2 separate regions of the Mus musculus genome follow, and region 1 is linked to region 2. A link is a loop called in an ENCODE intact Hi-C map of the cell type or tissue named here. Cell type or tissue: left cerebral cortex. All regions are shown on one strand. Links, peaks and the distances in the headings refer to the core of each region. The heading gives the core; the rest is flanking DNA. Region 1 overlaps Kcnip3 (Kv channel interacting protein 3, calsenilin). Region 2 holds the start of Adra2b (adrenergic receptor, alpha 2b).

The links. Hi-C counts contacts between places; a loop is a spot of excess contacts. Peaks named below come from ENCODE experiments on the same cell type or tissue, not always from the same donor. Only the 100,000 strongest peaks of a DNase experiment are listed, where the experiment ranks them.
Region 1: a loop joins it to region 2, with 13 times the contacts of the local background. A loop is called at or near these places in 18 of 42 quality-filtered maps.

Annotation. Positions count from the first base shown.
Region 1 is chr2:127,444,672-127,459,507 of GRCm38, reverse strand. It overlaps Kcnip3 (Kv channel interacting protein 3, calsenilin), which reads left to right. Exons shown (of 9, transcript NM_019789.4): 8 at 116-178; 9 at 1,120-3,010. The coding sequence ends at 1,167. Among named protein-coding and RNA genes, the nearest start is that of Fahd2a, 7.5 kb to the right of the region's middle. In left cerebral cortex, for the core only: a CTCF peak has its summit at 5,566 (motif pointing right); a DNase peak (open chromatin) is centred at 5,572.
Region 2 is chr2:127,354,539-127,369,374 of GRCm38, reverse strand. It overlaps Adra2b (adrenergic receptor, alpha 2b), which reads right to left and starts at 6,196. Exons shown (of 1, transcript NM_009633.4): 1 at 2,154-6,196. The coding sequence starts at 5,795. The coding sequence ends at 4,449. It overlaps Astl (astacin-like metalloendopeptidase (M12 family)), which reads right to left. Exons shown (of 9, transcript NM_001291003.1): 9 at 11,720-13,034. The coding sequence ends at 12,601. In left cerebral cortex, for the core only: a CTCF peak has its summit at 6,735 (motif pointing left); DNase peaks (open chromatin) are centred at 5,375, 6,212 and 6,759; H3K4me3 peaks cover 868 bases.

The DNA of each region.
Region 1 (14,836 bases), core at 2,378-10,377, 90 kb before region 2:
TAGAGGGACCAGCTGAACTGGAGGAACGCCCCACCTCCACCCCACAGCATCTTCAGGCTGGAGCAGGGGAAGGTCCTAAGGGGAAGGCTCACCTTGGCTATGGTTTGGGTTGCAGAAAATGGACAGGAACCAGGATGGAGTGGTGACCATTGATGAATTTCTGGAGACTTGTCAGAAGGTAGGCGGCATTAGAGGACTGGACTTGGGGCCCTCTGTAGTGTCTCTCTGTCTTTCTCTCGCTGTCTCTGTCTGTCTGTCTGTGTTTCTCTCTCTCTTCTTCCCCCTCCCCCCCTCGCACACAGGGCTCTATTCCTTAGGGCGTATGGAGGATGCCCTAAGCCGTCCTCAGGTCCCAGGTCCCACCTACTGGGAAGCTTTCGTCTTTCCTGAGTCCATCTCCCCGATGTCCCCTGAATGAGCCATCTCCCTCATTCTCCCAGTCCCCACCCCCAGAACTCTGCTCAGCTCTGCTCATGGTATCTCTGGAGAGAAGACATGGGGTCAGCAGGAGGGTGATTAGCCCAGTATCCCACCCCCCACCCCACCCCCCACACACAGAATCGCACAACAGGAAAGGTCCCCAGAGCTTCCCTGGCACTACTGCAGGTCTCCTCTCAGAGTCCGTGGGGACAAGAAATGTATTCCTCTGTCTCCCACCTCTGAACCACTCCTGGTCTCTGACCTGACTCGTAGCCGGTGTGTGTGTGTGTGTGTGTGTGTGTGTGTGTGTGTGTATGTGTGTATGTCTGTGTGTGTGTGTGTGTCTGTGTGTGTGTGTGTCTGTGTGTGTGTGTGTGTCTGTGTGTGTCTGTGTGTGTGTGTCTGTGTGTGTGTGTGTGTGTGTGTGTGTATGTGTGTATGTCTGTGTGTGTGTGTGTGTCTGTGTGTCTGTGTGTCTGTGTGTGTGTGTCTGTGTGTGTGCATCAGTGGTGGCCGGACCCTGCTCCATCCCTAGGAATGATAGGTTGCACCTTGCCACTTGGGCTCTGGGGCTACCTTCTACTTCATACCTCTGCTCCTCAGTGTCCCATCTACCCAGTGAGAGTCTCTGACAGGAATCCGCAGTTAGTCAGCATTGGGGAACCAGCTCCTGACCGACCTTTCCTTTTCTCCATACAGGATGAGAACATCATGAACTCCATGCAGCTGTTTGAGAACGTCATCTAGGACATGTGGGAGGGGACCCCGGTGGTCATTGCTTCTCAACCCAGAGAAGCCTCAATCCTGACAGGAGAAGCCTCTATGAGAAACATTTTTCTAATATATTTGCAAAAAGTGAGCAGTTTACTTCCAAGACACAGCCACCATCACACACAGACACAGACACAGACATACAGACACACACACACACACACACACACACACACACACACACACACACATGGTTCCTCTGGCTTGGCCAAGGAAGTGGCAGCCAGAAGGCACCCCCGCCTATTCCTAGGTCAATAAAAAAGGCTGCCTCTGGGATGGCCAGCCCTGGCTAGATGTTACCCACAAGGAACTCAGAGATCGAGAGGACCAGGTCTACAAAGCTAAGGTCCCTGTGTCTTTTCTACCACTCGGGAGATCAAACTACTCCCTGCCTATGGACCCATGCTCTTAGGAAGCTCCCAGAAACTCCAAGGGGACAAAGAGGGGAGAGGTCTATAGGAAGAAATGGTTTTGGAAGCTGGGCTTGCAGCCTTATGCTAATGATCACCTGGGGTCCTGGAACCTGAGTGCCAGGCTACCTACTATGCCGTGAGCTTAGATAGTGAGGGGCCATTGGACTAAGACCTCCTGTAAGAGTGGGGCAGGATTGAGGTTTTTGGAGAAACTGAGGAAACAATTTGTCCATACCACTGGGTGAAGACTGCTGGCCAGTGGGAATGTGGCTGGTGGAGATTTCCCAACTTCCAGCACCAGGATGGCCTCTCCAAGGTCCTCTTTGATTCCCTGGGGAGATCACCTGGCTCATAGACTGACAACCAGGGAACTGGGCTGAAATGGGAGGTCTGGTAGGGGGCATCCCCCTCCTTTTCCCTGGCCACTTGCCACCCAGTTCCTTAACACAGTGGATCGGCCACACCTCTGTGGCTGCCCTTGAACAGACTCATCCCGACCAAGACAAAAAAGCACAAACTCCTAGCAGCTCAGGCCAAGCCCACAAGGGAAGGCCTGGGTCCCTGCAGCCCTGATTCAGTGGCCGAGGAAGACGCTCAGACATCCATCCTGTACCTCGGAGCCTTGGGGGTCTCACAGCCCTTTCCCAGCCCAGCTCGCCAACATTCTAAAGCACAAACCTGCGGATTCTGCTTGCTTGGGCTGCGCCCTGGGGATTGAAGGCCACTGTTAACCCTAAGCTGGAGCTAGCCCTGAGGGCTGGGGACCTGTGACCAGGCAACAGGTCAGCAGACCCTCAGGAGGAGAGAGAGCTGTTCCTGCCTCCCCAGGCCTCGCCCAGAAGGAACAGTGTCCCAAGAAGCATGTTTCCTGGAGGAACATCCCCACAAAAGTACATTCCATCATCTGAAGCCCGGTCTCTGCTCAGGCCTGCCTCTGAAAGTCCACGTGTGTTCCCCAGAAGGCCAGCCCCAAGATAAGGGAGGTCCTTAGAGGAAGGACAGGGTGACAACACCCCTATACACAGGTGGACCCCCCCCCCCTCTGAGGGCTGTACTGACCCCATCTCCATCCTGACCGGGGCCTTCCTTTACCCGATCTACAGACCACCAGTTCTCCCTGGCTCAGGGACCCCCTGTCCCCCAGTCTGACTCTTCCCATCGAGGTCCCTGTCTTGTGAAAAGCCAAGGCCACGGGAAAAGGCCACCACTCTAACCTGCTGCATCCCTTAGCCTCTGGCTGCACGCCCAACCTGGAGGGGTCTGTCCCCTTTGCAGGGACACAGACTGGCCGCATGTCCGCATGGCAGAAGCGTCTCCCTTGGGTGCAGCCTGGAAGGGTGGTTCCTGTCTCAGCGCCCACCAATATTCAGTCCTATATATTTTAATAAAAGAAACTTGACAAAGGAGATGGACTCTCTCCAGCTTCATCTGAACAGTCAGTCGGCCATTCCCTCCCTGCTGCTGTTAGCCATGACTCCCGACCCACCGGTGGCTTGGAGGTGAACGTTGACAGGTGGCTTTGAGGAAACAAATGTCCAGAAATTTCCAGGATCCTAGTGTGACATCACTGAGGGGAAAAAATGTCACACATCATGGGCCTTAGGGACCTCCAGTAGATATTCTAGTGCTGGAGCCATAAACACATAAGGCTGTGGGACACAGTGGCTTTCTGAGATGTCATTTATATTTCATTGCCAGATCAGTTTTCTTCCCAATTCCAGAAATTCACTTCTGGGTGTCCTTTGGGCAAGGGAAGGCAGGCCGTATGGAAAAGGAAGCAGAGAAGAGATGCCAGCATAGCTGTGTTGGTAGCATGCTTACCCGGCATTCATAAAGCCCTGAGTTTGGGGACCAGTTTGTGTGGGGGTAGGGACTTAAAGCACCATGTGCCTCTCATCCCAGCACTTGGGAGGTAGAGGCAGAAGGATCAAGGTCATCCTTGGCTACATGGCCAGTTTGAGTCCAGCCTGGGCTACATGAGACTTTGTGTATGGATCTGCATGTGTAGCACAGGAGAGAGAGGGCTCACTTCTGCCCAGGGAGTGGTTGGAGGATGGTGGGCAGGAGGTTGTTTGTGGCTGAACAGATAGATGCTTGGAGCAGGGAGGTGATGGGGTGTTGTGGTACCTTGTCAGTGGCCCCACTGGACAGCAGATTGATGAGTGGATAATAGAACAAGGCAAGTACTGTGAGGCAATCCCAGGGGGTTGTGAGCCAGCCTTAAGCACACAGGGCAGTCAGTAGCACCGCATGCTACTCCATGACAGTCGTTGGGTACAAAGCCTATTGTGCCAGTTGGCTGTGTGACCCAGACAAGCCACATGATCTCACTGCTTCACTTTTCTCTGTGGTAAAACAAGACAGAGAGAGACAGAGAGACATGGGGAGAGAGGGGGAGGGAGACAGACACAGGAAGAGAGGGGAGACAGAGAGACAGGGAGAGAGAGAGAGGGAGACAGAAAGAGAGACACAGGGAGAGAGAGGGAGACAGACAGAGACACAGGGAGAGAGGGGAGACAGAGGGAGAGAGACAGAGACACAGGGAGAGAGGGAGACAGAGAGACAGAGGGGGAGAGAGAGAGACAGAGAGACACAGGGAGAGAGACAGAGAGACACAGGGAGAGAGGGGAGACAGAGAGACAGAGGGAGAGAGACAGAGAGACAGAGAGACACAGGGAGAGAGGGGAGACAGACAGAGACACAGGGAGAGAGGGGAGACAGAGAGACAGAGGGAGAGAGAGAGAGAGACAGAGAGACACAGGGAGAGAGACAGAGAGACACAGGGAGAGAGGGGAGGCAGAAAGAGAGACACAGGGAGAGAGAGGGAGACAGAGACACAGGGAGAGAGAGACAGAGAGACACAGGGAGAGAGGGGAGACAGACAGAGACACAGGGAGAGAGGGGAGACAGAGAGACAGAGGGAGAGAGACAGAGACACAGGGAGAGAGGGAGACAGAGAGACAGAGGGGGAGAGAGAGAGACAGAAACACAGGGAGAGAGAGGGAGACAGAGGCACAGGGAGAGAGGGGAGACAGAGAGACAGAGGGGGAGAGAGAGAGAGAGAGACAGAGAGACACAGGGAGAGAGGGAGGCAGAAAGAGAGACACAGGGAGAGAGAGGGAGACAGACAGAGATACAGGGAGAGAGAGAGACAGAGAGACACAGGGAGGGAGACAGGCAGAGAGACACAGGGAGAGAGGGGAGGGAGACGGAGAGACTGTACTGCAGAGTCCGTATTTACTTGAGCATACAACCTGACAACTGGGGTCAGGCCCTTCTGTATTCCAGAACACAGGGCTCCAAAGGCTGCTTCTGTGAACCGTGGCTCCTTTGCCTCCCTCTCCCCTCTGTCATGAGCAGCATCTTTCTTCTCCCAAAGGGTCTTCTTCATCTCTCAAGGGCACATGCCCCAGAAGAACTGACAGCTCTGACCACTTGCTCTGAGTGTGCTAGTCACACATGTCATCTTGGCCCCTAGGATGCTGAGGCAGGAGGATTAATCTATGAGTTTGAGGACAGTCTGGGCCACACAGACTGGAACTTCAATTTCCTTGACTAGGAAAAAAAAAAAAAAACCTTGATAATTTTTGATAATTGGGTTTCACTATGTAGCTCAGGATGGCCTCCCCCTCTGTGTCCTCTTAACAGATGTTTTTGTCCTTCCTGTGCAGTAGCATTTCATGTATAGAAACACAATTCACACTGATAAGCCATCAGATAAAAGGACATGTGTGATGGCCTCCAATTTCCTTGGTCACTCCAAAAGCAAGTGTGGGAACTGGCCTGCTAAGGTGGGACAGTCCACACCAGTCAGGCCACAGCAAGTGACCTAATATCCGTATGCCCCACCCCTTGTACCACTCACCTCACCATCTGACCAAAACAGAAAGAGATTCTGACCACTGGGGACCTGATTTTAGAGGGCATTCATTTCCCAGTCTACAATCTGGTTGCGCTCCCCGTATTGACCACCAGGGGGAGACAGCACCGCTTCTTGTTTCATCATCTCTGACTCAAGGTCCCAGGGGAACACATGGAAAAGAAAGTATCTGTCATTTCCTTCAAAGTCCCAAAGACATTTTCCTATTTCTGCCTCATCTTCATCGGGGTTTAAAAAAAAAAGCACCATGCATAGAGTGTATGAAGAAGCAATTCCATAAATGCATCCACAGGAGACCAAAGTGGGTGTTGGGGATAGGGGACCCATACTGTGTCCTCCTGTTTTATTAGCTAAGACACAGAGAACTTCTCACACACACATAACCACTTGGCCTTTTCTAATCTTGGGGGAAAAACATTTTGAGAACTCCCGCTATGTCTGCCAGCAGGGCCTCTATAAGCTCCAGGAGACAGGAAGAAGACAGCGGTCTACGGGGACCTTAGGAAGAAGTGTCACTGAGCAGAGAGGTAGTTCTCACAGGACTGAGCTTCAAAGCATCTGCACCCTTCCCCTTAGAGGCAGAGTTCTTTACACAGTCTCAGGACTCTTGAGTCTGACCTTTGTTCAGTGATCTGGAACCTTCAGGAACATCAGCAGCACCAGTTCACAGAGGTCCCATGACCACCCTCAGAGGCTACACAGCCGCAGGCCAATTGCAGGGCCACGTGCTCCTCCGCAGTCTCAACACCGCTCATCCGCTCATCCGTTCTGCCTGGGCTTCCACATCCTTCCTACCCAGCTCTTCCTACCCTGCCTGTCAAGTCGCAGTTCCTGAACCTAAGTGAAGGGGGACACTGAGCTGATGTGGGTGAGTGGGCTACAGTCTCTGCTGGACAGACACCAGAGGGCAGTGAAGGAAGTCCAAGGCTGTGTGGAGCTCTGAGGAACACACCCGGGCCACAGGTTGGGAGACCACACTTGTCAGGGATGATGTAAGAAGAACCTGCCTTTCCCAAAGAGCCATGTCTAGGCAAGAGCAGGCACCAGAGAGATGGTACTGCGGGGAAAGAGCTGGCTGTGTAAGCGTGAAGACATGGGTTCGGATCCCAGCATCCACGTAAAAAGCTGAGTGTCGTGGCGCACATGGACGCCAGTTCAGGAGGATATTGAGAGCTCACTGGCCAGCCAGAAGAGCCAATCAGTGAGATCAGGTTCAGTGAGAGATCCTGTCTCAAAAAACTAAAGCAGACTCCCAACCTTAGCCTCAGGAACTGTCACTTTATAAAAACTCATGTGGTCAGTGTGTCACTTAATCAAGTTACCTAGAAACTGTAATTTCCAACAAAATTCTAGATATTCAAAACTAACTCATAAGTATTTATTTTAAATTTCCCTCCATTACCATGACAGCTGCTGGTTGCCGGATATTTGATCACACTGTGAATCTCAAGATTGTGTTATTTACTGGGAAAAAAAAACTGTTTCTAGTTATGGTGTGGCTCAGCCCTTAGCACACATCTTTAATCTTTCTGGCTGGAATACAGACATACCCGTAGAACACTCCCTTAATCCCAAACAATGAAGGTAAGGTTAGTTTGTAGAAGGACGTACCCATGTTTAAAAGTGATGTCTAATTGAGTTGCAGACAAAGTGACGAATCAGAGAAAGATTTGAGAGAATAGGATATGCCCAACTCTCATGGAAAAAAAAAGAGAGAGAGAGAGAGAGGAAAGGGAAGGAGATCGTTTTTATCAAGTGTGTTTTATGGAGATGGGTTGAAGAGAGAACAAACCAGACACAGGTAAAGACAGAATGAGCCAGAGAATGAGAAGTCAGAAGGTTAGAACATATTGCTAAAGTTAGTTTAAGGCCAAGTAGAGCAATTCAGGAGCAGCTAAGAGAGAAGCCAGATTAAATTAGTCAGCTTTGGAGAAGAGTTTGAGCCAGAATAGCTGAGTTGAACCAGCCAGAGCTCAGAAAGAACAAGTTTATTCAGCAGAAAGTCTCAGAGGCTGGAAACATTCCAGGCGTAGATTAGATGGCATGGAGGTTAGAAGGAAGCTTCAAGGACGGGGACTGGGTTATCTCAGACAGAGGCAGTGAGCCCCAGAGGTGACAATTAGGGCAGGAGAGTAAAAGATACTTTTACGTCTGCCTTATCTTACGTCTTCAGCCGTCATTCAGCTTCACTGTGATGTCCCAGGAAACGTGTGTCCTGTCTGTTGCTAATTCACATGCCCTCCACCATCAGAGGGCAATCTCTGAGTAACTGTCCCGTCAGCACGTCCATGCGTGGGACCCTTAATTATACTACAATAGCTTCAGAAAAAAGGGGACACATCTTAAGTGACACTTAAGACTGAGTTGTCTTTGTCTTCCACTGAGGATGAACGTCTCGGAATGGAGACTGCATCACAGTTTTATAATTAACTGTTCCTCATGAACAGTTCTAAAAGTCAGAAATGACAGGAAATGTGTGTTTCCTGATGGGTCAACTAAATCCTAGAATAATTAACTGCACCAAGTTCTGACTGTCCCTCCTCTCCATCGAAGCATCTCTGGGAAGAGATCACTAGGATCATGCTTTCTCACAGAGGAAGGAGGAGGGGGGGGGAGGAGGGAGGGGGGAGGAAGAAGAGGAGAATAATTTAAAAATTGCAAATGTCTGTGAGGCTCAGAACTTAGGTCTCTAAAACTGCATCACTTACATCAGTGAGAGAGTTTGTCTGAATACAGATTTGTTTAATTACAGTGACAGGGGTGGTGTGTCGTGTGTGTGCTTCAGGTGCAGCATGGGAACCATGAAAGCTGAAAGCCCTGAGTAGTTCTCACGTCACTTCTGCAGTGGCCTGAACACCGACTCATTTGATGGTGCCTGTGTGTAAAGTATGGGAAACAATATTATCCTTTCTGTGCAATCAAACATAGACCCTGCGAGTCTATTCGCCTGCAGAGGGAGAGCCTGTGGTTCACAGAGAGGAGAATGGCCACCAACACTCAGAGAGGGTGTGGTCTAGATCCAGAGCCAGCGTGGCCAGAAGTAACCTGTGTCTGAGGAGGACCAAAATGCAAAGGAATCTCCTTCCCATAGCCTACCCCACACTCACCCACTACCCCAGAATCTAACGAAGGACAAGTGTTGAGCAGCCCCTGCCTGATGCCCTCTTCTTGGAGGTGGTGGTACCACAAGTGGACCATACAACCCACACCTTTCTCCATCTGCTGCCAGACCTGCTGAGGGTGTCAGTCTTCAGACTTGGCTCCCAGGCCATGGCTAGACACCTTTGTTGTGTCCTCTTCCCGTAACCAAGCTTACTTCTCACCTGCCCCAGCCTCACATGACTCTGCTCGGGGCCTCCACTGTTCAACTCCTTTGAGCAACTATGAGCACCATGGAACTATCAATCCAAAATCCACATCTATTCTGAGGGGTAAAGCTAGTCCAAGATAAAGTAATTAGCCCCTGAACCTGTAACACCGATCCCTCCACAGTACTGCTGCGTACTGAGTCAGTCTCTGTAGATGCTGCTTCTTCATAATCCTCTAGGAGTGTCTCCCCTGTCCCTCTCTAGTGGGGACAAGGAAAAGCCTCCTGACAGTACTGGTCGGTGTACTCTCCTGGATGGTTGTGATTGGCTGGGGGGGGGGGCGCTTGAAGTGATTACAGCTGAGGCCCAGGTAGCCCTTAGCTGGAATGCTGGGGAAGGAAGCTGTCACAGTAGTGGACAGAGCCATTTCACCATTCCACAAGTGGGAGCAGATCGGGGGTGGGGGAGCAGGTCCTATCCCAGGGAGCAGGAGTGGAGGGAAGGAAGGAAAGGGGGTGCCTAACCCTCTGAGGTAAAGTTCTGACTGTATCGTAAATGCTCTCAGTGGCTGGACTTTTTCACTTCTAAAAGCCCCTAAGGGTATTCCAGTACCCACCCTCTGACACGGCCTGTTGGGACTGGATGTCCAGCGCGCTTAGCTGGAAGATTTTTAACTGCTAATGTCAAGGTCAGTGTGCTTTCTAGATTCCTGTGGCCCAGCTGAAGGGGGTGGGGTGGGGGAGCCCAGCCAACTGTTCTGTTTGTGGAATGCCTTGCAAGTGGGAGGGGGTCTAGGACCGCCAGGGTGTCCGAGGCATTCCCCAGAGGCAGCGCACCTGAAGCTGGGGGAGGGGCAGCACTCTGCCCCCAGGGTCCAGGGAGCCTGGGCAGAGTTCCAGGGTGAGGCTGAGATGCTCCCGTGTTGGGTCATAGAGCTAGCTCTGGGGACCTGCAGAGTCAAGTCTGAAAGGCCTATCTGCCTCAGCCCCCTCTCCTGGAAGCCCAGCCCAACCCAGCCCTCCTCCCTTCTCCCTGCCCTCCTCCCTGCCCTTCCTCTCCAGTGCACAGCACACTCACGAGACATCACTTTTTCCTAGTTTTGAAAAAAAAATCACTACAGTAAAACATACAGAAACTAAAAATAAGGCCCCCAAAGAGCAGGCCGACATTCAGCTCCCGACAGCCAACCAAGTTCAAAAGGTCTGGAGTTGCTTGCTTTGTTGACAAACTTTCCTAGCTCTGAGGAGAAGTTTCTTCTGGGTAGAGCAAATGTGGCTCAGAGGGAAGGGGTGCTGGCCTCAAGCCTCTTTCTCTGTCCACTCTCTGTTCCTGTGGATGTAGGAAAAGCAGCAAGACACTGGCTGAGCAGGAGATATCTTCACTGCAGGGCCCATCACCCCAGGTCCCACTCTAGCACACCACTTCATTCATGGATTGCAAGAAAAAAAAACTATCTCTGGGCTTGGAATGTAGCTCAGTTGGTAGAGTGTGTGCCTAGTGTGTACAAAGTGTTTGGTCACCAGCCTGACATAAGCCCGGTGTGGCGGTGTGCACCTCTGATCCCAGTGGCTGGAAGGCAGAGGCAGCATTGTTTGTGGGTTTATTTGGATCTGACACCATTTGCTTCTTCTCTTCATCCCAGTTCCGTTGTATATGAAAGCTGTTGTGACCTCAGGGAACATTTTTTGGCAGCACACTATTCTGGGGACCGACGCTGTCGTGAGCAAAGCAACTCTCACTCGGCTTCTCCTGCTGTGAGTTCACAACACAGATCTCTTCTGGTCCATGGAGGGTCATCTCACACACCAAACAAGCACGCAGTTTTTACAGAAGGGAACATTGTCTGGGGTATCCTCACTCAATTCAATTCAATTCAATTCAATTCAATTCAATTCAATTCAATTCAATTCTATCTGAAGATAGCACTGGACCCCAGAGGATGGGGGTCTTGGTTCCTCAGAATCTCACCTAACTTCCCATGCTAATCCTGAGCCCAAGCTCATTTTACTTAAGCATTGGACCAAAGGACTCTGGTTCCTCAGTCCCCTCCCTGTATTTGATTAATTTCATGACTGGCTCACAGACTTGAGAAATGCATAGTACTGGCTTAATGCAAAGGATTACAAATGGTGCACTGGCCTAGGAGTAGAAGCATCGGGCCTCCCTGGCTGAGAACTGTGTGATGGTTTGGACCAAATGAAGGGAGGGTCCTGGGCGCTTGGGGAAGGAGGGGTGATGGCCCAAGGCTTGCCAGATGCTTTATTGATGACTGTCAGTCAGAGCAAGCAAGGCAGATCATCCATGAGCCAGCAATGGGAACTTGGAAGGTGTGGGTCTGCCCTTGTTTTGGGCAAACAAGAGCATGGAAGTCTTTCTAGTAAGCTATTTTGTGAAATACAGGAAATGGAGAGTTTTTTTTTTTATGTGTTTAAATGTGTTTATGTGTGTGTGCGTGCTGGTGCATGTCGAAGCAGCAAAAGGCATTAGATATCCTGGAGCTGGAGTTACAGGCAGCTGTGAACTGTCTGATGTGAGTGTGGGAACCTGAACTCCAGCCTTGCAAGATCGGCAAGAGTTCTTCATTGCTGAGTTATTTCTCCAACCCTAGGGTTACTGACCCGATTTCTAGGAGCACAGAGCAAAGGTGAGATTCAATATCATTGATACACAGGAGAGAAATGGCAAGACGATGTGGTGGTGGTGTGTGCGTGCCTTTAACCACAGCACAGGAAGTTTCAGGTAACTTGTCTCCCTGAGTCTGAGGATAGCCAGGGCAACGTGGAAAAATCGTGTCTTAAGCAAACAAGCAAGCAAACAGTTTTTGTATGAGTTTCTAATGCTGTCAGCAGTACACACGAGTTCCCGTACTTCCCAATGCTGTGGATACTTAAGAGGGATTTTTGGTCACTTTAGTAGGTGCACGGGGTGTCACGCTGTGACTGTGCTTTGCATTTTCATGATGATCACGTGTTTTAGTATCTTTTCCATCCTAACGTTCTGGGTGTCTCTTCTGTGACATCATCTGTATAAATCTCTTGTCCAATGATCCATTCAGTGTGACTATTTTCACTTACCAACTTTTGAGCATTCTCTGTGGAGGCAGAAGGCAAGCCATTTGTCTGAGTTGTAAAGATTTCCTTCTACTCCCCATCTTAGATTTTCAGATTTTTTCTGGCCGAGACTTAGAGGAAGGTTGGTATGAGATTGAGTTCACGCCGTCATCTCAGCTACCTCCATGGCTCCCCTTTATAATTAGGCGTAGCTTCTTTAAGCTAGGCCGAAGCCTCACTCTGGATTCCCGTCTCCGACCAGGATCCTGAAGTGCCTTTGGGTGTCCCTAAGGTATGTGACCTGCAGCTTATCCAAAACCAGGCTAGTCATCCTCTCCCAAGCCCAACCCCCCCCCCCACAGAAGATGCATTTCCACGGGTGGCAGAGGCTCCACGGCTAAAGAGTCAGAGTGGCATGTCCTTCCCTCTTGAGCCTTCCTCTTGTCGTGGGGGACAGCCAGTTCTTCCTCCTGAACACTCCTGAGCACTTGACATCTCCACCATGAAGCACAGCCCGTGGCTCTCATCTGCTCTACTCCTCCTCCCCAGACAAACTTCCTTGATTTAGATTTCTCAAATGCAAGCCTGGCCCTGGGACCTCAGCTGAGTTCCTTCCAAAGGCTTTGTGTGCATTTAGATAAGGCCTGGGTGGTACTGATAGTCTGCTTGACAGCTCTAGGGTCGCTGAAAAGACAAAAACTTCTGGGCATGTTTGTCAGGAATTATCAAGATCAAGTTTAGTTAAACCCACTCTAACTTTGGGTGATGCCATGCTGTGGCCTAAGGCCCTGGGCTGCAGAAAAACAAAGAAAGATGAGCACCAGCATTCATCTCTTCGCTTCTTGATTGCTACCATGGTATAGCCAGCTTTCTCTGGTGTCTGTCACCACTCTTCCCTGCATGGTGATCTATTTGGATCAAATTGTGATCCAAAATGTCCCTCTTCTTCCTTAAGTTTTATGCCAGCTGTTTTGTTACAGCAGCAAGAAAAGTATGTGGGGAATTCAAGGAGCCAGCCCCTCCTATTCTCTCTCTACAAGTTTTTATAATTTTTATGTGTATGAGTGTTTTGTCTGCATGCATGTCTGTTTACTACATGCATGCTCAGTACCTATATGGGCCAGAGAGGGTGTCAGATATCTCAGAACTAGAGTTACAGCTCGTTGTGAGGCACCATGTAGGTCCTGAAACTCAAACCAGGTCTTCTGAAAGAGCAGCAGGTGCTCTCAACCACTGAGCCATCTCTCCAGCCCACCTCCTCTCTTTCTGCCAGCCGTCCATGCCACCATCAACAGTACACATGAATGTCCTGGCTGAACTCTCAAGACAATCAACAACACTGAAGAAAGAAGCAGATGTCAGTCCCTTATTGGCATGCTCTGAAGTTATTGTCCAGTTTCTAACTGTGAGGATGAAGCCTGATTTTACCTGAGAATTTGTAATCGTTGATATCAGAGCTAGGAAGAATGTTGTCAACCCCACAAGCAGGCTAAGCAACCATGGAGTGATGAGTCCCAGGTTTGATGTGCAGCTCCAAGACCTAGAGCATAGCAAAATCGCCTGCTCCTGTCACATCGGTTTGGTTTCATTGTGCTGTCAACCTCAGCTGACATCATGAACTATGAAGAAGAAAAACAAAATCACACAGGAAGGAAAGCCCTGGTCTTTTTCTAGGATTGAAAACATTGGTGTTAAAAGAAAAAAGAAGTCAGGTGTGGTGGTGCATGCCTTTAATCCCAGCACTCAGGAGGCAGAGGCAGGCGGATTTCTGAGTTCGAGGCCAGCCTGGTCTACAGAGTGAGTTCCAGGACAGCCAGGGCTACACAGAGAAACCCTGTCTCAAAAAACCAAAACCAAAAAAAAAAAAAAAAAAAAAAAAAAAAAAAAAAAAGCCTCACTGGGAAAAAATAAGAGGAATCTAATAAAAGCCTGTGCTTCTTCCTGGGGCAATGGAAGCCTCGGATGCTCTGTCTGGACCTTGATTCACTTAGGAGGCTCCTTCTCAGAGTCCCCTTTACATTTTCATAGGCCAGAGGACTCGGGGTGTGGTTGTAGAGGATGTTTCCACCCGAATGCCTGCTGCCTGGACTTGCCCATCACCCCACACACACCCTTTTCCCCCTAAAATAAGGTTCGTGAAGAACAGGGTGCTGCTACAAGTAGGTGAAGTTGGTGAGCCCTGACAAGCCTAAAAAGTAGACAGGCCACCATCTGTCTTCACTGTGTGCATTAAAGAAAAAATGGTGAAAAGCTGGCTACGACTTTGCCAATGTGGTCACACTGGAAAGAAAAGAGAAAAGACAAGAAAGGAAAGGGGAAAAGGTTCAGTGACTCCCCAAAGTCCATCTTTGGAGTCCCGACATGAGGTTCAGATTCTCAAATAGAAAGCAAGTGGTGTACATAACTAAGCAGTCTTGGTCAAGGTGTGGTCTTGCCGGTTATTGATCCACCATTATCTCAGTTCCAGTCTATCCCACAAGATAGTCTGACCAGTTGCCAAATCTGTGATATAGCTTACTGGGTGACAAAACTCCTCCTCTAGCTGGCACACACAAGCTTCAGTCTTTTCTTTCCCCCAGCACACAAGATTCATGGGGGAAAGCCCAGTAGCTGAAGGAAGGACACAAGTGTCTTTTGCCTTCAGAATCGCTTCATACCTGCCAAGACAACTAAATAAGTGGTTGGACGAGCCCTTACTGGCTCAGGAGCCATCATGGGCAAAATCACTCCTAGCCTTTATGTTTTCTCCACGAATACAACACATATAGACATCCCTGTCCTTGGTGGGTCAACATTAGAGCACAAAACTACTTGTTACTGTCTACCAGAGTGCTTCCTGGACAACTATGAGTAGGTGCCTGGCCCAGAAGCAGCGCCTGGCCAGAATTAGAAGCTCAAAGGTCGGATGCGCTCTCTCCGAGCCTGGGTATCCCAGGGTCACCCTGGAGCCAGCCACGGTCTCCCCAAATGCACACACTAGGCACCTGCTGGAAG
Region 2 (14,836 bases), core at 2,438-10,437:
CCTCATATCTGCACCTCCTTACCAACCTAGTGGTTCTCAGTTGGGCTCAGAGAGATCAGGAATGGGAGATAAAGGAATGGGAAGAGAGATGAAGAGCAGAGAGATGGAAACTGGAGCCAGCACCCACTCCCTCCATTGGCTGTGTGGGCCTGGGTGAGTCCAGAGAACCAAGGTAGCAAACAGAGGTGTGCCTAGCCCAGGACCCGGCAGACAGTGGTTGCCAGCAGACCTTTCCTAAACACAGGCCCATTACTCCTTGACTCTGCATGTATAACAATCCCTTCAGTAAGACGTTGCAGTACACATGTTCTTGCAGAGAACCCAGGTTTGATTCCTTGCACCCACCCATAACAACAACAACGATGACAATAACCACAAATCTGTAATTCCAGTTCCAAGGTATGCAATGCTCTCTTCTGACCTCCGTGCCCCTCCCCCAACATGTACGTGGTACACAGACATTCATACAGGCAAGACACCCATACACTTTTCTCTTTAAAAAAAACTAAAACAAAACTGGTAGGCTAGGCTACCTGGATGCTAGATCCAGCTCTTGCCATCATGTGTGTCTATGTAATTCCTCCTGAGGCAAGTGATCTTCCCTTTCTGGGTCCTCAGAACTGGGCCCTCAACAGAGTTGCCAGAAGCAGAAAATCTGAAGCACAGTTATTACCTCTTAGGTGTTTGGTGTCGATAGCAGACATGAATAATCCATCCTAGCACTGCTGCCTATTAAATCCAACTGGCTCCCAGCCTCAGAGGCTCCATCCTGTCAACACTACTGAAGGAAGGCTGTCATCATTGAGAGAGAGCAAATCCTTCAGCCTGGATGTGATCGATGCGTGGTTCCTGGCTTCAGTTGGGTGACCCGTGTCTCAGTTTCCTACCTTGTAAAGTGACCTCATATAGAAAGAGTATGTGGATTGAATGACAGTAGGATCTAAATTGGCTTGCACTAGAACTGTTTAAGTCCGACTCCACCTCCATTCCCAGAGATCAGTGGGATCCACTCTCAGGCCCTTGTAGCCCCTTAGCTGACAGAAAGATATGTGATCCAGCAGGGCAATCAGGGGCTTGACCTGTGGTCACTGCACCTTCCTGAGTTTTATCTCCCTGAGGATAAGGTAGGTGAGTGCCTGTATGAGGGTCTAGAGACCTTAGAGCTGGTTGCCCTGCTGGGCAGGAGCTGAGGGCAGGGCAGGACTTTCTTGTTAGATTAGCAACAGATGCCATGTCCACTGATAGCTGTGGACACACTGGCATTTTTAATGATTGGCCCTAGCAGATGCATGGGCCTAAAGAAAGTAACGGAGTTGATGAAAGTATAGATTTTGAGGATGTGGGAGCAGAACGTCCCTGTATCCTAGATCACTCACTGCTCCTCCCTCTGTCCTTTCCAGCGTGGCATTTGCCAGGGGCCTTGACCCTGATGCTGCCCTCCTGCCGCCAGCCTGATGGCTCTTCCCCTGCTCATGGAGCCAGGTCAGCCCAGCTTGGAACCCAGGGGCTGCCTCTTCTGCCCTTTCTGTGGCATCAGAGCATAGCTCGTTTCTTTTCTCACTCACAGAAGACTTGGGGCTTCAGGGCACCTCACAGGCTCCCAGTTTGGAAAGCTGGATGTTGGTTTGGGATAGCTGAAACAAAGCCTTCCTATCTGCTCCCCTGGCCCTAGCCAAACACAGCTGCTGTGTATCCACCACTCCACAGTGGCCTGCCTCCCACTGCCTCCAGCAGCACCTCCCCCACCCCACTCGTGACCACGCGGCAGGGGAGTTCAAAGATGTCTCCCAGATCATCAACTCTACGTGGCCTTCCTCTGCCCCAAACACTTCTCTGTCTTGCCTCTTGGTGCATTCCTGCTCCAAGACCAGATCCATCACAAACGTCACTTCTACGGAAGTCTTCTTGTCTCTCCCTTAGAGGTCAGCTGGTCCTAGTGGCCTGAGCTGAGTAAGAATGCTGCCTGTGAGGATGAAAAATGCAGACAGGTGGGGCAGAGGGGAGAGCGAGCAAGCCCTGGGAGGGAGTCATCAGGCTCATTAGGCTGACGCTCACGGAATGCCAGGAGTTACCTAACTTCTCCAGTCAACCTTTAGACACAGGACTTGACTTTACCTAACTTCTCCAGGCAACCTTTAGACACGGGACTCAGCTTGCTTATTAAAAAATAGCCTTTATTGATAAAATAGCTCAGAGTCTTAGAAACACCTATATGTCACAACAGGGGGCTTGGGTCCCATGAAGCATACACAAGATCAGCCAGCAGATGGTTACAAATCTGCCCTGCTGCCAGGCAGTGGTAGTGTACGCCTTTGATCCCAGCACTCGGGAAGCAGAGGCAGGCAAATCTTTGTGAGTTCAAGGGCAGCCTGGTCTAAAGAGTGAGTTCCAGAGTAACCAGGGTCACACAGAGAAACCCTGTCTCAAAAACAAACAAACAAACAAAAAACAAAAACAAAAAACCAAACCAACCCCTCAGCCACACCCCAAATCAATGTCCTAGCCTCGAAACAGCAACCAACCAAGGACCAAGCTATTCATCCTCTCCAAGAGGAATTCAATTTAGGACCCATCTTTGTCTTTACCCGAGAAAACTCCCTTAGCACCTTCAAAATCTGATAAACCCACCCTGGGCTAATAGCCTGTGTAGCTTGTAGCCTGCATGGCTCAATCTACCCCTTCCCTGAGGCTAAGAGGTCTATTGCCCAAAGCTGAAGTCAGGCTGCTTGTGGGGAAGGCCCAGATGCATCCCCAGTCACTCTGGGGAGCAATTTCTAAGTCGGGGAGACAACCAGGAGGTAGAGACACCCTAGTGCACAGCTGTATCGCCATGAGGGTTCGTAACAGCTAATGAGACATCCTTCTGAGCTGGGGTCTCCTTCTGTCTCCAAAGGTGTTACATGGGGTTCAGAGAGTTGTCTGGGACCCCACAGAGGGTGGCTATCCCAGGAGTCCACAGGGCCTTGGCTGCCTGTTCTAGCCCCAGCACCCCACCTGAGGATCTCATCTCAGACTGCTTCCTTGATGTAAGTATTTTTAGCTTAGGAAAACGATTTGCCTGCTCAATGACAAAGAGCTTATCCCCTAATGGGGTTGGGGCCAAGCCACTGAAAACTCTGTTACAGGTAACAGATGGAGAAGCTGACAACAGCATAATAACTCAAACCTTTTCAGGCACAAGAAAGCATTCTCAAAGAAATTCCGGAATTTGAAAGAGTGACTCCGTGCACCTCAACCCACTTCCAGTTTGGGGTAGGAATTCACACACCCCAAGCACAGAACAAAAGTCTACAGGAAGGCTCACAGTGGTAAACACACAGGAAAGGGATTTTTATATCACCAGATAATCACATTTGCTGGCTCTCTAGCGCATTTCCCCCATGGAGCTCAAAGCTCTCTGCAAAGCCTTTCATCTCCCTGCTGCAAGTAGGCGGCAGGCAATTGTCACCCTGCTCTCTGCGAGGTTGAATGCCAGTGATCAGGACCTTAGTGAGGTCGAGGCCAGGATTCCAGACCATTCCACTGAGGCATCCACGTGCCCACTTGCCTCCCAGAGGGATGCTGAGTGAGAAAACAACCCATGCTTCTAGCCTTAAAGACGCTACAAAGCTTAAAAACAAAACAAAACAAAACAAACAAAAAACCCAGCAACCAGCACTAGACCATAACCAGCCACCGCAACAGCCAAGGAGAACCACAGGTGCTCAGCACGGCTGAATCCTCTTCCTTTTGTCCTCTTTCTCAGCATCAGGTCCTCCTGGGAAATGTAGAAGATGGGCTTCCGGCTCTTTGAAAGGCATGAGGAAGATCAAGGCTGGGGATATAACTCGGTTGGTTGGATGTTTCCCTAGCATGCTTGAAGCCCCGACTTCATTCCCCAGCATCAGGTAAACCAGGTATGGTGGTGAGCATTGTTACTTCTCATGCTGGAGAGGTAAGCAGAATCTTAAGATCAGCCTCAGGCTGCATAGCAAGTCTGAGACTGGTCTGGGCTACATGAGACCCTGTCTCAAAAAAAAAAAAAAAAAAAAAAAAGAAATGAAATGAACAATAAAAGAGAAGAGAAGAATATGATGAGAAAGAAAGAAAACCACCACAAGTGGCCTGCCAAGGCACAGGGGGTCTCCAGGAAAGGGAAGCCTGCCTGTTGGCTTACAGGTGGCTGGGAGGGAGGTATTCTAATCAGCCTTGGCCACGTTCGAGAAGGTCCAAGCTACCCTTCCTGAAGAGAGAGCAGGGAAGAGGTATCCCACAGTACAGTCAGCAAGGGAAGGTTTCAAATGAGCCCCTGGGAACAGCACATTTGTCCTTTCCCCTTCAGGGGTGTCTGAGGATGAGGTCTGCAAATGGGCCCCAGGGAAATGGTCACATAGACTGCGGAGGTGGCAGACTACCACCGGGTGGTCCTGGCACTAACCCTGCCTGGCACTGGCCCGGAGCAGGCAGGCTCACCAGCCAGTCTGGGTCCACTGCCGGCAAAGGATCCTTCGAAAGGCACGGCGGAAGTCCTGGTTGAAGATGGTGTAGATGACAGGATTCAAAGAGCTGTTGCAGTAGCCAATCCAGAAGAAGAACTGGAAGAGGCCATGGGGTACCTTGCAGTGCTGTGGGCAGATGGCCCCCAGGCTGTAGCTGAAGAAGAAAGGAAACCAACAGACCACAAAAACACCAATGACCACCGCCAGCACAAAGGTGAACCTCTTCTCTCGGCTCAGCTGTGTCCGACGGCGCCACCACTGCCCACTGGCCACACCCACATTCTTGCTCAGAAGCACCTGGCCACGTAGCGTGGCCAGCACCCGGGAAGTCTGAGGCTGCTGCAAGGGTGGGTTGAATACTGAGGCAGGAGAAGCTGGCAGTGTTTGGGGTTCACATTCTTCCACCTCCTCTTCATCCTCTTCAGCTCCCTTCTCTGCAGTTGCCCCACTAGTCCCCTTCTTCTGGTCCTGGACTGATCTGGGCAGGGCAGACCAATTGGGTGGCAAAGCCCTGGCTTCGGGATCTTCAGGGGTCTCCCCCTCCTCCTTCTCCCTTGGAGGCTTGGGGTGTCCATTAGCCTCTCCGACAGAAGATAGAGGAGAGACCAGGGTGGGCACTTTAGCCGAGGCTGGAACTCCCCCGGCGGCCGGATGGGGCTTCTTGGACTCACCCTCCCCAGAGCCCCTCTTAGCTCCGAGACCTCTGCAGTGGCTGCGTTTGGCAATTACATAGATTCGCAGGTAGACGAGAATCATGATGAGGCAGGGAGCAAAAAAAGATCCGATGCTGGAAGCCAAGATGTACCAGGCTTCTTGGTTGAGCTCACACTGGGGGAGCCCGTGGGGCTCTGGGCGCTGGTCGCCCTTGTAGATGAGGGGCGGTAGAGAAATGACGGCTGCAATGAGCCACACGGTGAGGATGATGCATTTGATGCGGCGTGGAGTGCGCTTGGAGTTGTACTCCAATGCTCGGCTCACTGCCCAGTATCTGTCCAGACTGATGGCACACAGGTGCACGATGGAGGAGGTACAGAAGAGCACGTCTAGCGCCAGGTAGACCTCGCACCACGCACGCCAGAAGTACCAATAGCCCAGCAGCTCGTTGGCCAGAGAGAAAGGGATGATAAGAGTAGCCACTAGGATGTCGGCTGCTGCCAGTGACACCAGGAAGAGGTTTTGTGGTGCACGGAGAGAGCGGCTGGTCAACACAGCCAGAATTACCAGCGCATTGCCGAAAATGGTGAAGAGGATGAGAAAGGTGATGGCCGACGCGATGGCGGCGGTGGCCTGCACCGAGTAGGGCTCCTGGTGGACCATGGCGGGGCCGGACATGTCCAGAGAGAAAGATGCTGGCCAAACTCACAGTACGCAGGAGAAAGCGCCACCCTAGCTCCGCTACTGTTGGGGGCCGTCCCCCCAGGCGGTGCAGATGGCTCTGGAGCACCGTAGCCTGGCCGGAGGTCCGGGGACACCCAGGACCATCTATCGCTCTCTTACGTTCTCTGCCACTGGTGCCCGGCGTCCCTGCAGTCCGCCCCAGAGAAGTTTTCCAAGTTGTCTCACTGCCGTCCCGGGACCAGAGGAAAGTCGCGCCGTCGTGCGGCACAGCTGCAGGACTCACAGAACCGACTGGGGAAGCGCACCCTGCTCTCGGTAAAGGCGCTCTCTCCCGGAGCCGCGCCTGCAGTCAGCCCTCCGCGCAGGGGCGTGAGGAGGAGAGCCAGCACCGCGGGAGGAGGGAGGAGATTGGGGGCGGGAGCTGGAGGAGGGAAGGAGGCGGGGCGGGCGATCCGACCAGGGTGGGTGGAAGGTGCGCTTTGCGGGACATGGACCTGCGACGCACATCTTTTACTCGCCCCGGGCCCCAACATCTTTCTCCTTCCCGCCGCTGCGCGGCCGAGTCTAGAGAGCAGGGAGTCTGGGGTCGTCGGCGTTCTGGGAAGAGTATGTACCGAAGAGAATCGGTGCGTGCTGAGACCCGGAGCTGGTCTGTCCCAAGGGTCCACTTGCCTTCTGTCTGCGAGTCTAGGACAGAGCACCCAGATCGATAGACTGCTTTTGTCGCTTGCAGCAGCCCGACAGAAAAGCGTGTAGGAGAGTGTTGAGCTCTTAAGCATAATAAGCCACACCTCCATCCAGCATCCCAGCAACCGAGAACCTTAGGGGCCGGACCAAAGTGGGGAGAGAGTTCCAAATCCCCTTTCCTAACGCTTCCCCACCCAAACACCACTAGGTCTAGGTCAGACTTGCGAGGTGCAATGAGTGAGTCTCTGTGCTGCGAGCGCCCTCTGCTGCCATCTGAGTGCAAGAGGCTAGGGGCCGATGTCCTCGCAGGTCCCAGACACACACACACACACACACACACACACACACACACACACACACACACACACACACACACACACACACTAACTACTCCTTGGTGAGAAGCGACTAGTGGACTTCAACCACCCTATTGCTGCTTCCTTTTTCTCCATTAAAGGCAAAAAAAAAGTTAAAGTAGGAAGGGAAAACTGGAGAGATGGATCCGTGGTTAAGAGTGCCTCTTGTAGAGAACCTGTGTTCGGTTCCCAGCAGCCACAACAGGTAGCTCAAAACTGTAACTCCCGTTTCAGGGATGGTATGCCTCTGGCCTCCACCTACACTCCCCTGAACATAGCCACACAGAGACCCATACTTTAAAACAAATCTTAAAGAGGGAAACAGCTTGACTCAAAGCGCAGGTTTGGAGAGGAGCCTCTTGACCAACGGAAAAGGAGGTCCCTCCTCCAGAGCGGTGTGAGGAGATCTCTCCATAGCTCAGAAAAAGTCAATGTGGGTGGCTCAGGTGTAGAAAGGAGCCGGCCTTGGCCGCCCCAGATGTTCATGCAGCCTATCCAGTGGGAGAACAAGTTTGAGTGCTGAGCGCTTGCTCTTGCAGAGGACCCGATTTCAGTTTCAAACCCCTTTCCATCAGCTCACAACAGAATGTAATTCTAGTTCCAGGATATCTGATGACCTCACTTGACGCCACAGGCACCAAGCGCACAGGTGAAACATAAATACACGCAGAAAAAAACAATCATACACAAAAAAATAATAAATCTTTAAAAAAAAAAACTTTGAACTGGGCCCTGCTCCACCCCCAGCCTCAAGGAGGTTTCTCCACAGCTTGTGTGAAAAGAACCAGGCCTTGTATTTACAGCTCCTAATTCTGAAGGGCACTACATAAATATATATATATGAATCCCTAAAGATGGAGTCCACTCCCAAATCTCACCTCAAGTCAGTGAGTCTACTGGACTTGTCATGGCCACCACTGTGAGATCTCAAATGTGACCGTTGGGTCCCCACAGACCAGTCTTTCCTCAACTCAGTCTCCAGATCACCATGCCTAGCCACATGGGGACACTTTGAGCAATGCCTCCCCACCTCAGGCCGAGCTGCAGCTAGCTCTCTAGTTAGGTGGGACTGTCACAACCAGAGAGGGTGGTGCCATGTAGACCAGGCTTGAAAAGGACAGCCATTCACCTGCCCCTTTGAGGCTGTAGTCTTGAGACAGGTCTTACAGACCATCACGTTGGACAGGGCTTGAGTCCACAGCCACAGGTGATGAAGAAGTCCTCGTAGCCCCATTTACTGAGAAAGGGCTGAGGGTGGTCGTGGGAGCTTGAGAAGTAGCCACTGAGGCAAGTCCCTACTTGTCCCAAGCAACCTCCAGCCACACTCAAACTGAGAGAAGACTTCACAGATGATCAACGTCAGATGGGATATTTTATGGCCCATTCTCCTTAAAGGGCCAGGTCTCCAGGATCCTGCAGGAAGAGCAGCCAAGGTTGCCCCTAATCCCACCTTACTCCAAGCCCCACTGACGAACATTCACCTTGTTCTTCCCTGAAGGGGCAACTCTACATCTACCAAGTGTCAGGACTCACCAAGTCGGGTGTCAGCCCAAGATGACCACAACTTAAGAGAGGTGCTCTCCTATCCTGCAGCTAGGAGGGCAGCAGGAGCTGTCCCAGAACCCAGGAGTGTCCCAGTCTGTGTATCATTAGTCCTTCCCAGGGTTTGTTCAGCCAGACACTCTCAGTCTCAGTGGGCTCAGCTCACGCTCCAAACTCCATATGCCCTTTGACACTCGGGTGTGGTCCAAGGACTTGTTGAATTACATCCCCACCTCCATCAGGACACCTCCTCTTTATTGCTGAGAACTGCCATGGTTGTTGGTGGGTGAAGGATGGTAGACGCTTATCAGTGAATGGCAGACTCACTGTGCTCAGAGCCATTGTGCCCACACTGTCCCAGAGTGCCATCTCTGGAAAGACTGGGAATAGGGGCAAGGTGATTTTGCATATAGGTGACATCATCTTTTTCTAAAGAAGGGCAAGCTAGCATGGAATCTAAGGAGATGTGTGACATCTAAGAGCTGAGAGAGGGGCACTGAGTCTCCTGGTGGGAACCAAGCAGCTTCTAGAGCTGCTCTCCCTGACCTCAAGATCCCTCTGGGACTGATCCCATCCTCTTGTTGAGCTACTTAGTCTCCTTTCCAAGGGACCCTTACGTCTAGAACACTACGTCATGGTTCTCAACCTTCCTAATGCTTCCACCCTTTAATACACTTTAATACAGTTCCTCGGGTTGTGGTGACCCACAACAATAAAATTTTCATTGCTACTTTATATAACTGTAATTCTGCTACTGTTAGGAATCATAATGTAAATATCTGATATGCAGGATATGTGATATATCATTCCTATGAAGTTGTTCAACCTCACCCCTACCCCAGCAAAGGAGTTACAACCCATAGGTTGAGAACCACTGCTCTATGTGGTCAACCTTCCTCATCTCCATTCCTCCACCTACTCCCATGCACAGACACTGCCCCCACTACCCTTAGGCTACATTCAGTCCCCTGGTCCCCTACACACTCTCCTTGATCCCCTTGGGGTTAGGAATGCATCTGCAGTCTGCCCTTCCAGAGCCATAAGTCACCGAGAACCAGGTCCCTGTCTGTGTCCTCTTTCTCAGTGAGCCAGGAGTGTGGACCACTTCCTAAGTTGGCAGTACTTTAAGGTGCCATTCCTCCTCAGCATCCTGTTCTGTCAAAGTCTAACTCAGAGGATCTCAGTGAATGTGGCCATACTCAGCCCACAAGGCAGTGCCTTGAGACACCTTTGACAGTCACAGCACGGTGAGGCTGCTACTGACATCTAGCACACACAGGTGAGCCACCATAGTGAAGGGCTGCAAAAAGGACTGATGGCATTGAGATCTAGAACACACGACGCACTGACTGCTCCTAGAGCCCTCCTTTCCTGCATCTAAATTCTGCGGGAGTTTCCACCCAATGATGGCACCCCGCCCCCTCCAATGCTAGGGCATTTCTGCTGTCCTGAGCCCCAGAGCCTTTGTGCTTACCCCTTTATTGACCCACCCATGTGATCTCTTACAGCTGACTCAGACCTAACATTTCCATGTCCTCCATTCCTATCTCTTCCCAGGTTCAGTTTTCAAGGTTGCTGTTCACCTGGCTTTCCCCAAGTTATGCCTCAAACCCCAAAATATGCCCAAGATTTTGTCAACTCTACAATGCCCTTCACTCTCACTTTCATGACCATGGCCAAGTCTCTGCTTCTAATCTATTTCCCATGGAATTTATACAATGTATTTGTTTGGTGGTTGTGGTGGTGGTTTTTTGGTTTTGGTGTTTTTTGTTTTGTTTTGTTTTTTTGGTTGGTTGGTTGGTTGGTTGGTTAAGTGTTTAAGACAGGGTTTCTTTGTATAGCATGGTCTGTTCTGGACCTCACTCTGTAGACCATGCTGGCCTCAAACTCAGAGATCCACCTGCTTCTGCCTTCCAAGTATCAGGATTAAAGGCGTGCACTAGAGAAAATGTCTTAAGCTTGTGTTACTCCAGGCTGTTCTTAGAAAACTCTCCCCCTGATCTATCCCTGCCAGCCTCACCCTAATACACTGGCCAGAAACTTTCTCCTTCCTGCCCCAGGACCTTTGCACTGGTGGCTCCAACCCTAGCATTTTCACAGGTAAGCACAGGCCTGTGCATGCATTCTTAGAGGGGCCCATCCTAACCAGCAGGCCGCAAGTGATCCCCAGTTCCTGTCATTTATCAATCCAACATGCCTACCTTGTTAGAGTTATCTATTCCTTTCCCTGCCTTATTCATGTTAAACCTGGTGCCTAATGGGCATTCATAAGTGCCTGTTGAATAAATCAATCCAGCAGTGAGCAACGAACACCACACAGCTGTGTTAGGGGAGTTTGGGGAGGTGGCTAAGCCACTCTGGTCAGCCTGCGGGCTAATGAGCTTCAAGACCTGGACCACCAGCTGCTCTACTGTAGAATGTGGCTTATTAAACATTCCAGTACCCAGAGTATCACGGAGACCAGGCTTTCACAGGAACACGTGGAATACCTGGGGCAGAGGTAACAGGAAAACGTTGTCACCCCCAAACAAAGGAGCCACCAGATTCAGTCAGCACAGTCTTCTGAAACTGGATTTTAAGACTGAGAGCCACATCTTCAGAACAGAGTCTGTTTCCCAAGATTGAATGAGGGGGGCAGTTCTGGGTGTATCAGTCTCAGCAAGGGCTCATGCCCCGGGATACTGTTGCTTTCCTTGATCTTGGATATAGAAGGATCATATATAGGATATATATAGTCTCATGATAGCCTTGGGGGAGTGGGGTCTCAGAGCCTAGAGTAGATCCCCTCTTCTGATCTGGTAGGACCCCTGGAGACCCCAGTTCAGTGCCAGATGCCTAGTATGGATAAAGAGATGTCACAAGACATCAGATATTTTGCCTTGTCTCTCCTACTGGACTGGTGTCCGAGAACACTTCCAGAAGCCCACTTTACTAACATCACAGCCAGAAGCCACCTCCTCCTCTATCCAAGATCAAAGAAAGGAACAGCACCCCTGGACATGAGTCTTGGCTGAGCCTGACACCCAGAAGTGACCCCCTCATTCAATCTCAGGAAATACTGTTCTGAAGCTCAAACTAGACTGAGGGCAGAGGCTGCTGGGTCCTCATGGCCGCTGAAGCAATCCCAGCACGTGACCTCCTCAGAAAATAGCAAAGGCTAAGTTCTCACAACCTTCAGGCACCACACTGCTCCGTGTCTGCTTCCTACTCTGCCACTTTGAGCAAGTCTCCATGGGTCCAGAAGCCTGGCCCTGTAGAGAAGAGGGTGTGACTCCCTGGGAGCCCTCATGGGCACTTAAATACAGGCAGCACAGCACATTGCATGAAGCAAACACCCAACTTTATTTCTACCTTTTCCCACATGAAGTGCCCTTCCTCGCTGGTTCTGGTTCCCCTTCTATCCCAAGCAGGGCTCCCCTGGCCCCCCAACAGGCTCCTGGAGAATTGAGGACTCCTGGCTCAGACCCTACCACCTACATGCTTTGTTCTTAGAAGAAACCTCATAGATCAAGGAGGAGTATGGCATGGCTGAAGGACAAGTCGTGTGACATTTGCCCTCAGTGGCTTCTAGTTGAGCACCTTGTGGGCAAAACAGTGATCTGACATTCACAAAGACTCAAGGCTGCTGTCCAGGGACTGGTGGTCTTGCCAAGGCCTCCACCATGCAGAGCTGATAAGGAACCATCTCTTGCTAGTCCAGCTTAGCAGGAGAACCAAGTGTGTTCTCTGCCTCCTGGAGAACAGGACTTAATCCCAGGGCTTCAGAACATCTTTAGAGCCAGGCATCATGGAGAGCAGGATATTCAAGGTTCCAGCCACAGGGCTTCCCACTGAGGTCCATGCCCAAGGCAGCACTTGAGTCCATGCTGGGAGCTAGTCCTCAGTTGAAGAACTTCCAGAGGCAACCAATACTGGAACCTTGCTCTTGACGGCCACTCCCAGGATCCTGTCTCCATGCCAAGCATCTTCCAGGGCTAAGGCTCAAGCCAAGAAAAGCCCCTAGAGCCTCTCTACCCCTAGGAACTCTGCAGGGTGGGGGTGTTGTGGGAAAAGAGACCAAGGAAGTGACCTGGGCCTGCTAGAGTAGCCAGTGCAGGGGATAGAAGACAGGGGTGATGCCCAGAGGGGCCAAAGACTGGACGACCTAGCTGATCTAGACAGAATACACCCTCTCCACTTGGGGACAGAAGTCTAAAGGCTCAGTCTCTGGGCACCTCTCTAATGTGACTTCCAGGTGCACAGCCTCCTGGAAGTGGAGCTAGCCTCTCAAAGGCATCTTGGATAGGTGCTGGCTTGTCTCTGGCTTCTGGAAATAGAGCAAGAGGTACAGTGGGGGCCTGGGCTAGCTGGAACTGCTCTAGAGACAAGCTGTCTGCACCTGCTCCAGGCCCCGATTTTGAAGCATCGGCTAGCATCTGAGGTGGTCTTGCCAAGGCTCCCACACTGAATGTGCTCTGAGGAGGATGCTCCCATCCTTGCTGGCTGTTACCAAGCCCGGCAATACTCTGGCCTCCAGTCCTGGAGCCACTAGGGGCAGAGCTTCCAGATTCCTCTGACAGTGCCTCGAGAAGTCTTTGTAGACGTGATATAGAGGCAGGGGTGAGGCTGCTTCCATCACTCTGGGCCTCAAACCCTAGAGCAGGAAGAGAGCAGACGTTAGGTCTTAGAACTACAAAAGAAAGCTATTGCGTGGCCTTTGGCTTTACTTAAGGGGCTATGGAGCCAAACTCGCAGAGGTCTCCGGCAGCCCACAAGGTCTGTGCTAAGGCACAAACTATTACATTTCTACTGCATACCAGTACAACTGTTGGATGTGACGATCTGTGCCTGTATCTTTGTACTGGAGAGGTTGAAGCTGGAGAATTGCAAGTTTGTGGTCAGCCTAGGTTACACAGAGAGACCAGGTCTTGAAGACAAATAGGAGCAGCCAGGACAACTGAAGTGCATTATTTTTTTCCTCATTTGGCCCCTCGGGTCACCACAAAAAGATCCTGCCGGCCTTCCTACCAACACCCCAGCAGGGCTTCTGTTAGCCTAACCGACCATATAGCTTCTCCTACCATATCTGTCTTCAGCCACCCAGCACACACCTCCCACCTACACATCTTGAACATCTCCTGGAACCATTTCTCTTCAAGCCAAGGGAGGGCATCAGAAGTTCCTAAGTGCTCTCTGGTCTGTTCACTACCAGGAGGGGGAGAACCTCTTTGCTTTCTCTTTGCTGCCACACCTAGACTTGACTGGTATAACTTTGTACGACCTCGCTGCTGCCTCATGGTCTCATCATTTCTGCTCACACACCTCCATCATCAGTGTCCGGTAACCCATCCGTGCTGTCTCCTTTAACCAGTGACCCTCCTCCTGCCCAATTCTGCTGGTCTCACAGCCATGCCCCCTCTCTGAACTACATCAGCACCAGAAACCACAGGAGTCAAAGCCTCCATTTCTAGCCATTTGTCATCCAGCAGTGACATCTCTACCCTCTGCTGGGTTGCTGTCCACCTAAGCTGCCATCATCCCTCCACAGGGACCACACCTGCAACCACCTTCTGTCCCAAGTCCCTGCCACTTCCCAAGTCCCCAGCACCATCCTATGTCCTGCCCTCTCTACCAGGTTCGGGTACTTTGTAGGCCATGCCCCTCCCACTACTCTGTTAGCAGCTTCCCCTCAGTGTGTGGAGCAGAGGCCATAGGCGGTCTCCAGATCAATACGTGGACCCAGGTCCACTCCTGAGGTCTTCCTTCCCATTACGTCCATGTCTGACCCTCGCTCCCGCCTTTCTGACTGGCCCTCCTTTCTCCTCCAGGACCTGCCCCCTTCTCCACTGTGTCATCATTTCAACACCCAAATATGCCAGTCTGTCCCCATGGTGGCAGCCCTCCCTTGGACCAGTTCCTCCCAATTCCAGTTCTCTGCTCTCTGTGATCGTCAGAGCTCCAGGCTGACCTACAGTGTCTCACATCTCATTTTCTAGTTTTAACAAAAAAGTTTGTAATATTTGATTAACTACAAGTATACATATATATCAGAGAAGGTGACATTAAAAATGATACTTAAGCCAGGTGTGGTGGCACATGCCCCTAATTTCAGCACTGAAAAAGGTGAGCTGATCTCCGGGTTAGAGGCTAGTTTCATCTATATATTGAGTTCCAGGGCAGCCACCACTACATAGTGAGACCCTGTCTCAGACTAAAAGGGAAAAGGGGGTTGCTGTTCAAAGAACTATCTAGGAAGCAAAAATCAAGTGCACAGACTGTGAAGAAATGTTTCCAAATGACATAACGAACAAAGAGATACAATTAATATTCTTTTAAACTCTTATAACTCAGCAAGGAAAATCCAATCCAACTGAGAAGGAGGCAAAGAATCTGTGAGGACATTTGTCTAAAACCAAAAAGGTACAGAGAGGACCTGCCATCTCAAAGAGGCTAGAG